3 separate regions of the Homo sapiens genome follow, and all the other regions are linked to region 1. The links are chromatin contacts, found by Hi-C or POLR2A ChIA-PET in ENCODE. All regions are on one chromosome and are shown on one strand. The core of a region is the stretch at or near the end of the contact, and the rest is flanking DNA. Distances in the headings are between cores, read along the strand shown. Region 1 has its middle 13 kb from the start of TRV-TAC3-1. Region 2 has its middle 59 kb from the start of LINC02649. Region 3 holds the start of NET1 (neuroepithelial cell transforming 1).

Region 1 (4,427 bases), core at 1,070-3,569:
TCACCATGTTAGCCAGGAATGTTGGGCTAATTTTTGTATTTTTAGTAGAGACAGGGGTTTCGCCATGTTGGTCAGGCTGGTCTTGAACTCCTGACCTCGTGATCCGCCCGCCTTGGCCTCCCAAAGTGCTGGGATTACAGGCGTGAGCCACCGCGCCCAGCACCACATTATCTTGTTAATAATGAATTGTAAGCCTCTGGAAGCTTTTCCTCTTTCCTCCCTTTCTTCATTCTTTAATGTTTTTCTCGCTGAAAGAGCACTGAAAAGGATAGCTAAAATATAGTGCCGGAGCTCAAGGATCTCACAGTCTAATGGAGGAGAGAAATACCAGAGAAGGAGCAATTCGTGTCAGGGATGGGGGATCTGGTTGGGCTTCACAAAAGATGAAATAATTTGGGTCTGTGTCCCCACCAAATCTCATGTTGAATTGTAATCCCCAATGTTGGAGGTGGGCCGTGGTGGGAAGTGTTTGGGTCGTGGGGTTGGATCCCTCACAGTAGTGAGTTGTCATGAGATCTGGTTGTTTAAAAATGCGCCCCCCGCCGCCGCTCCCTCTCCCGCCATGTCAGTCGCCTGCTCCCCTTCGCCTTCCGCCATGATTGGAAGCCCCCGGAAGCCTCCCCAGAAGCTGTTGCCGGTGCTATGCGACCTGTACAGCCTGCAGAACCGTGAGCCAATTGAACCTTGTTTTCTATAAATTATGCAGTCTCAGGTATTTCTTCATAGCAATGAGAGAACAGACTAATATAGAAGACAACACCATGAGTTGGAGAAGAGCATTCCAGCTCACGCCATGGCCTCAGGGGCATCCTACTCTTGATTTTCTTTGATGTATACATGAAGGGGATGGTGGCAGAAACACTTTCAATGAATTTGTGCTCTTGGAGTCACCTTTACATCAATTCGAGGGGGAAATGCCGTGATTAAGCCATTCGCTAAGTAAAGCTGTCAAATAGCAGCTTCTGGTGCATGTAGACCAGGCAGTCACATTTGGTGATTTAGGGGCTGTGTGAAGACCCCGCGCCTACCGTTAAACAATCTATCCAAATCACTCCCATCTCTACAAATATACGACAGCTGCCACAGAAATCTCTTGTTTTCGCTCTGGAGGGAGAATGCCTCCAGTAACTGGTTTACTTATAGGGCCAGCTTATTAAACTTACAGTTTACTTATTTATTTTTATTTGTTTGTTTTGGTTTTTGTTTTGTTATTGTTGTTTTTTGAACTTACAGTATAAAAAACAGTAACTCAGACATTTGAATCCTGCCCCACCACTAATCAGCTTCTTGCCTTGGCCAATCCCAACCTGAGTCAGTACCCTTATTCGTACAATGGATTTAGTAACACCTGCTTTATGCAGTAATTACAAAGGTTAAAATAATCCATACCTGTTAAATAACTGGCCAGTGCTTGGCCAAAATAGAATCCCCAAATAGTTTGAATCTGTGTCACGAGACTCTGACAGCACAGGGCACTGATGCACAGAAAGGGTGTCATTGTGTCACTGAAGAGGTGTGATTGATGGGCGGGGTCTGGTGTTTATTTGCAGCACCAGAGAGGGGGCCTCCCACCGAGGAAGGAAATGCCAGAAATAAAGGGGCAATGAGGGGGCGTGAGGGTGAGGACATGACCCGCGTCACCAGGGCAGTCGTGGGCTGAAGCCTTTCTGTATGTCCTCCTGCCCCCCGGTCACCTGCAGCGAGTGAGACCTTCCAGGGCCACATGACATGAACCGTGGGAACAGCACCTTCACTAGGCTGTGCCTGACTTTCGAAGGGGTTTTCAGGAGAGCTTTGGACAAAGCGTGGAGGCACGAATTCTCAAAAAATCCAAATGAGGGCCCCAGAGCCACTGGCCTCCCCACTTTCTGCAGCAGGACCTGGGTGGACACTGGTGCCCACAGACCCCCCAGACAGGACACGAGGTGCCCCGCGAGGTGGAAATACATCTTCTTCCCGCCTCACAGTGCAGCAGAGAAGCACTGACTTTCTAGCTGCTTTAGCCACACACAATGGCACCTCTGTTCCTGTCCAGTGAGCTTGCTGCCTCCAGGGACACTGCCGGGGCCCATCGTGGCCATGCCGGGAACATGCAGTCCTTTGATAATCGCCCTTTATCCCGGCCTCTAAATCAAAGCGGCAAACATGCTGACAACAACTCCAGCAAACGCAACCGATGCTTTCAGGTCTGACCCTGAAACGGAGACCCACCTCCGTGGGGAGAAGCACACGCTTCTCTGGGCTGTAGGCTCGACGGAAACAGGAACTGCGGGCCCTGCACACAGCTGCGCTCGCCGGGGCAGCTCAGACTCACATCCCCAGGGGGATGCGAGTTATCCAGAACGGCGTTCCTGACCCCCAGAGGGGTGAGTCACCCCGGCCCGCCTTTCCACGTGCTGTGTGAAGCCTGTGGACAACTTCAGATGCCTTGTTGTTTTTTTATCGAGGTGAAATTCAAGTAACGTAAAATGAACCATTTAAAGTGAAAAATTCGGGCCGGGTGCAGTGGCTCACACCTGTAATCCCAGCACTTTGGGAGACCGAGGTGGGAGGATCGTTTGAGCCCAGGAGTTCGAGACCAGCCTGGACAACATAGTGAGACCCTGTCCCCGAAAAAAGAAAAACAAAATTAGCCGGGCATGGTAGTGTGCACCTGTGTTCCCAGCTACTCCGGAGGCTGAGGTGGGAGGATGGCTTAAGCCTGGTGGGGGTTGAGGCTGCAATGAGCTATGATTGTCCCACTGCACTCCCAGCCTGGGTGACAGAGAGAGGCCCTGTCTCAAAAAAAAACTAAAATAAATAAATAAATAAAAGGAATAATTCAGTGGCATTTAAAACATTCACTGTTCTGCAGGCACCACCGCTATCTAGCTCCAAAGTGTTCTCCTCACCCCAAATACAACCCCGCACCCATGTGCAGTCACTCTTCATTCTCCCCTCCCAGACTGTGACGGCAACGTGCCAGGGACTGTGCTCAGGGCAGAAGCACAGTGGTCAACACAGCGGTTGCAGTCCCTGCCAACATGGGGTCCAGTCTAACGTGACATCCAGATACAAAACAACTGGAAATGGCACGTGTTACAGGAGCCTATGACAGAAGTGCTAAGCAGGGGCCGGGCGCCGTGGCTCACGCCTGTAATCCCAACACTTTAGGAGGCCGAGGAGGGTCAGGGGTTCAAGACCAGCCTGGCCAACATGGTGAAACTCAGTCGGTACTAAAAATACAAAAATTAGCCAGGCGTGGTGGTGCACGCCTTTAATCCCAGCTACTCAGGAGGCTGAGGCAGGAGAATCACTTGAACCCAGGAGGCAGAGGTTGCAGTGAGCCGAGATTGTGCCACTGCACTCCAGCTTGGGTGACAAAGCGAGACTCCGTCTCAAAAAGAAAAAAAAAAACACTGCTGAGCGGGTCCAAGCTCAGAGTTCCCATACGATGCCCTGCTGAGGTGGGCTTGACGGTCATCCCCATTCTCCAGATGAACAAACTGGAATCTTGAGAGGTTAAATGCCCTGCTCAAGGTTAGACCACCAATAAATGGCAAAGTTGGGATTCAAACAAAGGTCCCTGTGACATCCACCAAGTTGCTTTCTGTCTCTATGGATTTAATTATCCCGTACATTTCATATCAATGGAATCACACAATATGTGACCTTTTGTGTCTGGCTTCTGTTATTTTAATATTGCAAAGGTTCATCCATGATGTAGCATACTTTAATGCTCGATTCCCTTTTTTTCTTTTTTTATCAGAGTCTCGCTCTGTCACCCAGGCTAGAGTGCAGTGGCGCGATCTTGGCTCACTGCAAGCTCCGCCTCCCGGGTTCACGCCATTCTTCTGCCTCAGCCTCCCGAGTAGCTGGGACTACAGGCGCCCGCCACCATGCCCGGCTAATTTTTTGTATTTTTAATAGAGACGGGGTTTCACTCTGTTAGCCAGGATGGCCTTGATCTCTGACCCCGTGATCCGGCCACCTCGGCCTCCCAAAGTGCTGGGATTACAGGTGTGAGCCACCGCGCCCAGCCTCGATTCCCTTTTATAACTGAATCCTATTTCATTGTATGGATGGACACACTTTGTTTCTTCGCTCATCTGCGGATGCACATTTGGCTTGTTTTCCTTTTGGTTTCTGTTGACAGTGTTGCTATGAACATTGGTGCACAGTATCTGTTTGAGTCCCTGCTTTTAATTCTTTAGGAGTGGGATGCTGGATCATAGGATGATTTTGTTTGTTTGTTTGTTTGTTTTGAGACAGGGTCTTGCTCTGTCCCCCAAGCTGGAGTGCAGCGGTGTGATCACGGTTCACTGCAGCCTTGACCTCCCGAGCTCTGGGGATCCTCTCACCTCAGCCCCACAAGTAGTTGGGACTGCAGGCATATGCCACCATGCCTGGCTAATTTTTTGTAATTTTTGTAGAAACAGGGTTTCATC
Region 2 (4,427 bases), core at 1,244-3,743, 430 kb before region 1:
GCCACCTGCCTCAGCCTCCCAAAGTGCTGCGATTACAAGCGTGAGCCACCACACCTGGCACCATTTTCAAAATAAATAGATAAAACTGTGTCAGATAGAGTCACATCATATGGCCCTCTTCATTTATGCATTCTGACATGCTGACTTCTGAAGTTGTCCAGGTACAAAATAACTCAGTCAGTGACCAGAAATATGAGCCATTTAATGTCTACCCCTGGGAAGAGTTAAGTCTTACTGCCTCCTCTCTCCACACACTAAACCAATTTCTCTTCCCATTTCTCCACCCTAAGTCACTTCCACTTTCCTAACTGCAACGTCTTACCTATGGCAAAGCCTATATTCACTGCATTTTCCCCATGGCCTCATCACACAGATAACAGACCCCGGAATCTGGAAAAGGGAAAAAAATATATGTATGTGTTGCTCCTTAAGACAAGACCAAATCATCCTATCCAGGTGCAGTGGTGCATACCTGTAGTCCCAGCTGCTCAGGAAGCTGAGACAAGAGGATTTATTGGGCCCAGGAGTTCAAGACCAGCCTGGGCAACCATCTCTGAAAATAAATAAGTACATAAATCATCCTAGATCACTGAGTCTATAATTCAGTCTTAAATTTGTTTAGGAAAAGTTATTTATGTTCTTGGTATCTCAGTATCTTTATCTAACAGCTGAAAAAAAAAAAACGTAAAAATAATCTGCTTGGGCATATAGGGAAGTAAAAATATACTGAAGAATCGCCATTCAGGGAAGATGAAGACCCAGGGAGGGGAGCCCATGTTGACAACTACTGTTTTAAAAAGCAATTGTCATTTCTACATACTAGCAGTAAATAATTAAAAAATGAATTTTTAAAAATCTTTAACTTTTTTTTTTTTTTTTTTTTTTGAGACAGGATCTCACTCTTGTCTCCCAGGCTGGAGTGCAGTGGTACGATCTCAGCTTACTGCAGCCTCAACTTCCTGGGCTCAGGTGATCCTCCCACCTCAGCCTCCCAAATAGCTGGGACTACAGTCATGCACCACCATGCCCAGCTAGTTTTTTGTATTTTTAGTAAAAACAGGGTTTTGCCAAGTTGCCTAGGCTGGTCTCGAACTCCTGGGCTCAAGCAATTGGCCTGTCTCAGCCTCTCAAAGTGCTGGGATTATAGGCATGAGCCACATCACCCAGCCTCTTTAACCTCTTTATGTTTGAAATTTGTGAATGTATGATCCAGTACAAAAAAAAAAGTTAACTAGTCTTTTTTATTAAATATATTTATATAATTTCTATTTATTTATTTATTTGGAGACGGAGTATCATTCTGTCACCCAGGCTGGAGTGCAGTGGCACAATCTTGGCTCACTGCAACCTCCACCTCCTGCGTTCGAGTGATTCTCCTGCCTCAGCCTCCTGAGTAGCTGGGATTACAGGTGCACGCAAACATCCCTGGCTAATTTTTGTATTTTTAGTAGAGATGGGGTTTCTCCATGTTGGCCAAGCTGGTCTCAAACTCCTGACCTCAAGTGCTGGGATTACAGGCATGAGCCACCGTGCCTAGCCTTATATAATTTTTATAATAGTATAGAAAAGCACCCCCAAAAAGGTTCCTAGCATGAGGCATAATAGCAGCCACTTGAATTAAAAACCCTCTACGCAATCTCCAAAAAGAAGTTTATCAAGAAGTACAAATAAGACACACATGCTTTCAGCATTACTGGGATACAGAGTAACTTCAAATGATGCCAAGAATTCCACACCTAATCTCAACATAACCACCTTAGGGGCTCTGCCTGTGGCTTCCAGACCATGGAAGTGGCGTGGGGGAGGGGAGACAGGAAAATCCTTGAAAAGCAGCGGACATGAGAACTGCTCCGTCGCACAGGGCCCCATGCTCAGGACACTACACATGGTTTAACACTGTCATTGCCAGCTTGAAATTCTTAGTAATTTGATTTTTTTTTTTTTTTTTTTTTTTGAGATAGGGTCTCGCTCTGTCACCCAGGCTGGAGTGCAGTGGCACCATCTCGGCTCACTGCAACCTCTGCCTCCCGGGTTCAAGCGATTCTCCTGCTTCAGCCTCCCGAGTAGCTGGGACTACAGGCGCCCGCCACCATGCCTGGCTAATTTTTGTATTTTTAGTAGAGACGGGGTTTCACCATGTTGGCCAGGCTGGTCTCGAACTCCTGACTTCAGGTGATCCGCCCGCCTCGGCCTCCCAAAATGCTGAGATTACAGGCATGAGCCACTGCACCCGGCCAGTAATTTGATCTTTGAACTGATGTTTGAGAAGTGAAGCTTGCTGCCTTGATGGCTGGGAATTCAGCAAGTGAGTAGAAGGGGCTGAAAGGAAGCGTGCTATGTCTACAAGTGAGTAAGTAAGAACGCCAACAGCCCCGAGACACCGCACTTTCTGTTTGACCCAGAACTTGCCCTGACTGCAGAAAGAAGGCAATGACGTTCTAAGAAACTCTAACCACTAAGGAGCCTCATCCTGACCTCCTACTTCCCTGTATTAGCCAAGTACACATGCTGAAGTGAGGAAAGGGAAAGCCAGTGAAACCCACAGTTCCTTCTCCTTTCAGACCTTCCTCACTCATTAGTACGTACGTCCAGGGTAGCCAGCAATGGCAGAACATGAGCGTTATCAAGCGGTGAATAAAAGCAGTGAGTTTGTTTTGTACAATATCTCCATTGTTCTCATAAGAACAAGATACATATGCCTATACAAGCTGGGAAATACCAGTTGTGTGATTGTGGTGAACCCACTTATGAGTTAAATGCGCTTATGTTTGCATGTAAAATTGTCACTGCACAATATAAGGACGAACTGTAGAACTCATGCTAATAACTTGTTTCTTTATTTTGAATAACATTAAATAGCAAATTTTAAAAAACAACATGACAAGAGAAAAAAGGTGAAAGATTTATAATTTAGCACCTCTAAATTCTGCTTTTTTCTTTCACATAGTCCCCAAATTCCGCAGACAATCTTGCGTTACGCTGTCAATGCTGTGAGCCAGCATTCTCCCTGTGAGCATAATGGAGGCAAGGCCTGCTTCGCACGCATGAGACCAAGGCCATCATGCGGGGCCCCAGGTTTGGCAGGGACCCCTTGCCCTTTATTTGGGTTAATGCTCTGCTGTTGCTGTTTTGAAATACTGAATAAATTTTGAAAACGGAGTCCTACATTTTACTTGGACTCTGCAAAATATGTGGACAGTCCTGGGTGAAAGAAGAACATTTGCATTGAATTAGAATTGGAGATCTCAATATGAATGTATATTTCCAATAATACAACCATATATAGATATAGATACACACACATACATATTATAGTTATTGTATGGTTTTATTTACGCATATGTGAACACACACACATATTTATCCCAACTCTGGCCACTGAAACACCCTAGAAGCAATGACACCCACTGGCAATAACACAACTACAACCAGATCTAGGACCGAGGGCTTGTTAGAGACATCGACAGTCTTAGAGCTGAGACAGGGAAGGCACAAGATGAGCCTGGAGTATTGTACAGGCCTAGAAATCAACGACGTCCTCAAAGCAGAAGAGGAGAGCATGCCGAAGGATACAGGAGCCAGCCTGAAGATGCTCCTATGACCCAAATCTGGGACAATTTGAGTGTCAAAATAAATAAGGACACTATGGATTATAACTCATTAAATATAATAGGAATCAATGAATCCATAAAATAAACAGTCTCAAGCTCAGTGGCTCATGCCTGTAATCCCAACAATTTGAGAGGCCGAGGCAGAAGGATCACTTGAGCCCAAGAGTTTGAGACCAGCCTGGGCAACATAGTAAGGCCTTGTCTCTACAAAAAAATTTAAAATAACCAGGCGTGGGGCACAAGCCTATAGACCTAGCTACTCAGGAGGCTAAGGCAGGAGGATTCCTTGAGCGCAGGAGGTCAAGGCTGCAGTGAGCTATGATCATGCCACTGCACTCCCACCTACGTAACAGAACTAGACCCAGTCTCTAAAAAATGATAATAATAAATAGAAAAACAAAAAAAAAAATGAAGGACAAGAGAAGTCTCCTCCTGACAGCAGAATCCTGAACAATAAACACAGAAGGAGGGGGTGGAGCTGGAAAATTATGTTTCTGCAATCATTATAGCAAAGATTGGTTGAGACAAGAATCATCAGTGAAAGCTAAACTTAAAAAGAAATTTGGATGAGGAGTAGGATGTCTTCGTGGCACCAGTGTTTCCCCATAGATTGCTTATTAGCTCCAAGGGAGAAAATAGTAAATATACGGTGGAAAAATTGAACAATACCTTGGGCAGGTGGTCAAAATAATTACCCGCAAGAGGCAGGTGGGGTGACAGGCCTTCATAGGTGATACCCCAAGAGACACAACATGACTTCCATAATATTCTAGCCAGGGATGTATAGCCTAAACATAATAGTGGAGAAACATGAGA
Region 3 (4,427 bases), core at 1,137-3,636, 430 kb after region 1:
TTTCTCACAATGTATCATTTCCTACCTCACACAAAAAATAGAGGCCTGGTGGGAAAGTCCTCAAATTCCTGCTCACAACACACCCCATTCTTCAAAACTATATATCATCCATAGCTTCTTGTTAGGCTAAATCCTCTACCTTGAATTTGGATTCTGTCCTTTTCTGCCTTCTTGGATCCTTGTTCAACCATTTTTCTCCTCTACTGTCTGTTCAACCTCTCCCTCTATTTGTTAACTCAGCACAGCACATCAAGGGAATTTATTCTTTCTTAAGAGTCTATCCCACAAAATTGTGTTATTTCTCTCTATTCTTTCTTGTCTTCCTGTTGCAGTGAAACTTCTCTTCACCAATCCCATTGCCAGCTATCAGATTCGAACAATCATTTTTTCATTTAGACTACTGCAGACTGATTTCCTACCAATCCATCAGCTAAACTTGGAAATTTTAATTTGGTATACACAGCTGGGTCCACAAATCTCCTGAAATGTTTATGTATATGTGCACATTTTTGGGGAATAGTTTTCATAAAATATGAAGAGTGAGATGACTCCAAAATGTTGCTTATTTTTCTCATGGAAGGCAAACTGATCTTTTAAAATGCAAATATGTCATGCCATTGGCTCATTTAAAGTCTTTCAGTATTTCCCCATTACCATGAAGATAAAACCCAAACTCTGTCAAGGCATACAAGGTCTCTTCATGATGTGGCGCTTACCTCTTTAGCATCATCTCTCATGACTACCTCCTCCTTCTCCCCATATTGGTTTCCTCTCCTCTATACAAATATCACTGTTAATATAGTAATAAAATAGAATATATACCCAGAACTCATCAGACTCATTTGCTTCAGGGCCTTTCTACATGCTTCTCTGCCTGAAATCATCCATTTACATCTGCTCTCTAAACTGGTCCTTAAAGACTCAGGGATTACAATAGGAAATCATTTCCTATTCTCTCCAGTCAGGATTAAGTGTTCCTTTTAATCTACGGCATTCTGTGTATATCACTATAATAACTTTTATCACATATTATAATAATTATTAACCTACTTATCTTTCTTCCCCACTAGATTATAAATCTTAAATAGTAACAAGAGTATTTTTCCATTTCCATATTCCTAGTGTTGGCACTCACATTATTTTCTGAACAAATCGCACATTCTCTTCTCAACCTGTTGCAAAACACTCTAAGTTCGATATTGTAACCATTCTTGGAAACCATCTAAGATCAATACTCTCTTCTCATTACCAAATTTAATTTTCATTCCTCATCTAGCTTAATCCTCATCTTATTTTACTTAATCCTCATTTTATTTGACCTATCAATAACATCTGACATAGCTCGCCACGTCCTCTTCTTGAAATTCTTTCTTCATTTGGCCTCCTGGATACTGTTCTCACTTGGTTCCCTTCCTCCTAATTCACTAGCTATCCCCTGAGCTTCGCTTTGTGAAATTTCACTGAGCCAAACACGAGTCATACACTCTCATTTCAATGTATACTTCCACAAAAAGTAAAAAGAAAAAACACGAAAATGGTTGTGATGAACTCTCTAATAGGCATCTCATAACATATCCCGAAGTCAACTTATCCCTTAGTCTTTTCTTTCTCAGGACATGGAAGCCCATTCTCGTGGTGCTCACCATGACAGTTTCGGTCTGAGCAAAGGCATTTGGGAACGCCAGCCTACAGCCAGTTGGGTGTGCAGAACAAAACCATTGTGGTTTTTCCTAAGTCTCCCCTGAGAAACAGTCAGGAGGCGAGGAGACTCAATAAACCCGCCCCTTTGCCACAGGCAGGGAAAATCGCAGTTTGGGGTCTCAGGACCGACCTCGGTCCAAGGCCAGGCACACTGTCACTCCAGCCTGTGCCACCCTCACTTCCAGCGGCCCCCGTCCCCCCCCCCAACCCCGCGGTCACCTCCCCCACCCCCCACTCACCTCCCAGCGGCCCTCGCCTCCCCCTGGCCCTCACCAACACCCCCACTCGCCGCCCCCCACATCCAACTCCCGGCCAGCCCTCCCCTCCCCCCGGCCCTTGCCTCTCCAACACTCACCTCCCGTTCGGCCCTCCGCTCCCCTACACTCACCTCCCGTTCGGCCCTCCCCTCCCCCACACTCACCTCCCGTCCAGCTCCGACCCGGAGGTGTCGGCCGAAGGCCCCGTCGCTCCCTCCGTGCTGAGCCCAGAGGCCCGGCGGCTTCGCCTCCGCGGTCGAGGCTGCTTCTGAGCCGCCAGCTCGGGCTCCATGGCACGGAGGAGGGGGTGGGGCGGTGGCCGGGTGCCCGGGAGACCGGCAGGGACGGGCACGATGCCCGCCAGCCTCTGCCAGGCAGAAAGCGCCTGTCAGCGGACTGCAGCCGCCACCGCCGTCATCCGGGGATTTGAAAATGGCGGCTGAGCAGCGATCAGCCAATCAGTGAGCGCGCAGCGGTTCCTAGGAGACGTGGAGTCCCGCCCCTCCACCGCTCCCGGGATCTACTTGCCTAGGAAAGAACCTAGGAAAATTTGCCCTTAACTCCTGAGCGCATCCCTGAGTCCCTAAGGCCCGGTACCTCCTTCATTGTTCATTAGGACTTTCACTACAGGCCAAGGCAAATGGACTGGAAGCATTTTAATTCACCAGATCTTTCTTAGCATTTGAGGAGAAGAGAGGTCCAAACTAATGACCTGTAAACAAGGCATGTTTATTGGCCATATTCACACTGAATTATTGTGCACGTGGCCAATATGAGATATATTTCCAATTACCAAAGGTTATGCAAGTGTGTTCCCGGGACTGTCTCTAGGGAACCAGCAAAATCTAATTATGAGCCCTTATGTCTTCCAATAAGCATGACACAGTCTCTCCCTAGCAAAACAGAATGAAGTGACTTCATCCTTTGCTTGTAAAAGTCAGCAAAAGACATAATATAAAATAAAAGACCGCTTCAAGTAAAAAAAAAATTGTTAAACAAATTACACTTTCTTTGATTTTAAATATTGCTTTATATGTGTCAAAGTCTTTAAAAATAGCTTCTCCTGACCGGGCGCTGTGGCTCACGCCTGTAATCCCAGCACTTTGGGAGGCTGAGGCAGGCGGATCACGAGATCAGGAGATCAAGACCATCCTGGCCAACATGGTGAAACCCTGTCGCTACTAAAATACAAAACTTAGCTGGGCAGAGTGGCGCATGCCTGTAATCCCAGCTACTCAGGAGGCTGAGGCAGGAGAATTAGTTGAACCAGAGAGTCGGAGCTTGAATTGAGCCAAGACCGTGCCACTGCACTCCAGCCCAGTGACAGAGCGAGACTCCGTCTCCAAAAAAAAAAAAACAAAAAAACACTTCTCTTTTGCCAGTATATTTCCACTTATGGAAATTTATCCTAAAAAATAAAATTATATAAACATGAAGCTATTAATGACATTGTTTATAATAGAAACATTTAAAACAACCTAAATAAACAATGATTTATAGCTCATCCACTGAGAAGAATATTTTCAGCCAACAAAAATGAAGTGTGAAGTATGTAATAGTATACTGGTAATTTGAAATAAAAACATGAAGTATAGAGGTATATTCAGTATATTCAAAGTTATGAATTACAAGAGATTATACAAAGAAAAAAGATAATGTATTAAAATGTATTAAATGTATTAAAAAGTCAATGTATTAAAATGTCTCTAGGTAGACTTTAGGTATTCAAAATTTTTATTTTTATTTTTTGCATTTAATTTTTTTAAAAATAAGGACATATTGAATTTGCAGTACCTTTATAACATGAGGGAAAAATGTTTTTGTTTTAAAAAGAGTAAGAAATTAGGGAGTAACATTGAGATGTGAAGCCAGCTAGACTTCCTGGGTAGAGTGGGGACTTGGAGAACTTTTCTGTCTGGCAAGAGGATTGTAAAACACACCAATCAGTGCTCTGTAGCTAGCAAGAGGATTGTAAAATGCACCAATCAGTGCTCTGTAAAAAGCACCAATCAGCAGGACCCTAAAAGTAGCCAATCACAGGGAGGATTGAAAAAAGGGCACTCTGATAGGACAAAAATGGAACATGGGAGGGCACATATAAGGGAATAAAACCTGGCCACCCCAGCCAGCAGGGCAACCCACTGGGGTCCCCTTCCACACTGTGGAAGCTTTAGTTCTTTCACTCTTTACAATAAATCTTGCTGCTGCTCACTCTTTAGGTCTGTGCCACCTTTAAGAGCTGTAACACTCACCATGAAGGTCCATGGCTTCATTCTTGAAGTCAGCGAGACCATGAACCCACCGGAAGGAACCAGCTCTGAACATAAGTTGACCTTGGTCAAGAACCACTTCTGTTCTACCTTCCCCATCCCTCCCCAAAAATTAAAGAAGAAAGTACTGCTTTGTAGCAGTTAGAGTGTAAGAATACAGAAATGTTCTTAATATTTGGGGAGTTGGTCTCCACCAAGA

Evidence for each region. Hi-C counts contacts between places; a loop is a spot of excess contacts on that map. ChIA-PET counts read pairs that join two places held with the same protein, here RNA polymerase II (POLR2A). Pooled maps may share reads with other maps.
Region 2: a loop to region 1 is called in a pooled map, with 4 times the contacts of the local background. The contact joins two enhancer-like sites. A Hi-C loop is called at or near these places in 1 of 37 single-sample maps with no recorded cell type and 2 of 50 pooled maps. POLR2A ChIA-PET finds 5 or more read pairs at or near these places in 1 of 52 experiments (Panc1).
Region 3: a pooled map shows a loop between it and region 1 (2.8-fold over the local background). The contact joins the promoter of NET1 here to the enhancer-like site in region 1. A Hi-C loop is called at or near these places in 1 of 50 pooled maps. POLR2A ChIA-PET finds 5 or more read pairs at or near these places in 3 of 52 experiments (GM12878, activated T-cell and activated naive CD4-positive, alpha-beta T cell).

What each region holds. Positions count from the first base shown.
Region 1 is chr10:5,838,308-5,842,734 of GRCh38, reverse strand. No RefSeq gene overlaps it. Among named protein-coding and RNA genes, the nearest start is that of TRV-TAC3-1, 13 kb to the left of the region's middle. RefSeq lists enhancers at 1,692-1,741, 2,022-2,201, 2,412-2,711. Within about 2 kb of position 2,319, at least 9 of the 41 ENCODE cell types and tissues checked have a DNase peak (open chromatin) inside an H3K27ac peak, as active enhancers do; they include GM12878, where a contact is called at or near this core.
Region 2 is chr10:6,265,482-6,269,908 of GRCh38, reverse strand. It overlaps a transcript of PFKFB3 not described here. Among named protein-coding and RNA genes, the nearest start is that of LINC02649, 59 kb to the left of the region's middle. Within about 2 kb of position 2,493, at least 9 of the 41 ENCODE cell types and tissues checked have a DNase peak (open chromatin) inside an H3K27ac peak, as active enhancers do.
Region 3 is chr10:5,410,516-5,414,942 of GRCh38, reverse strand. NET1 (neuroepithelial cell transforming 1) reads right to left here and starts at 2,386. Exons shown (of 12, transcript NM_001047160.3): 1 at 2,123-2,386. The coding sequence starts at 2,250. RefSeq lists a silencer at 2,045-2,474.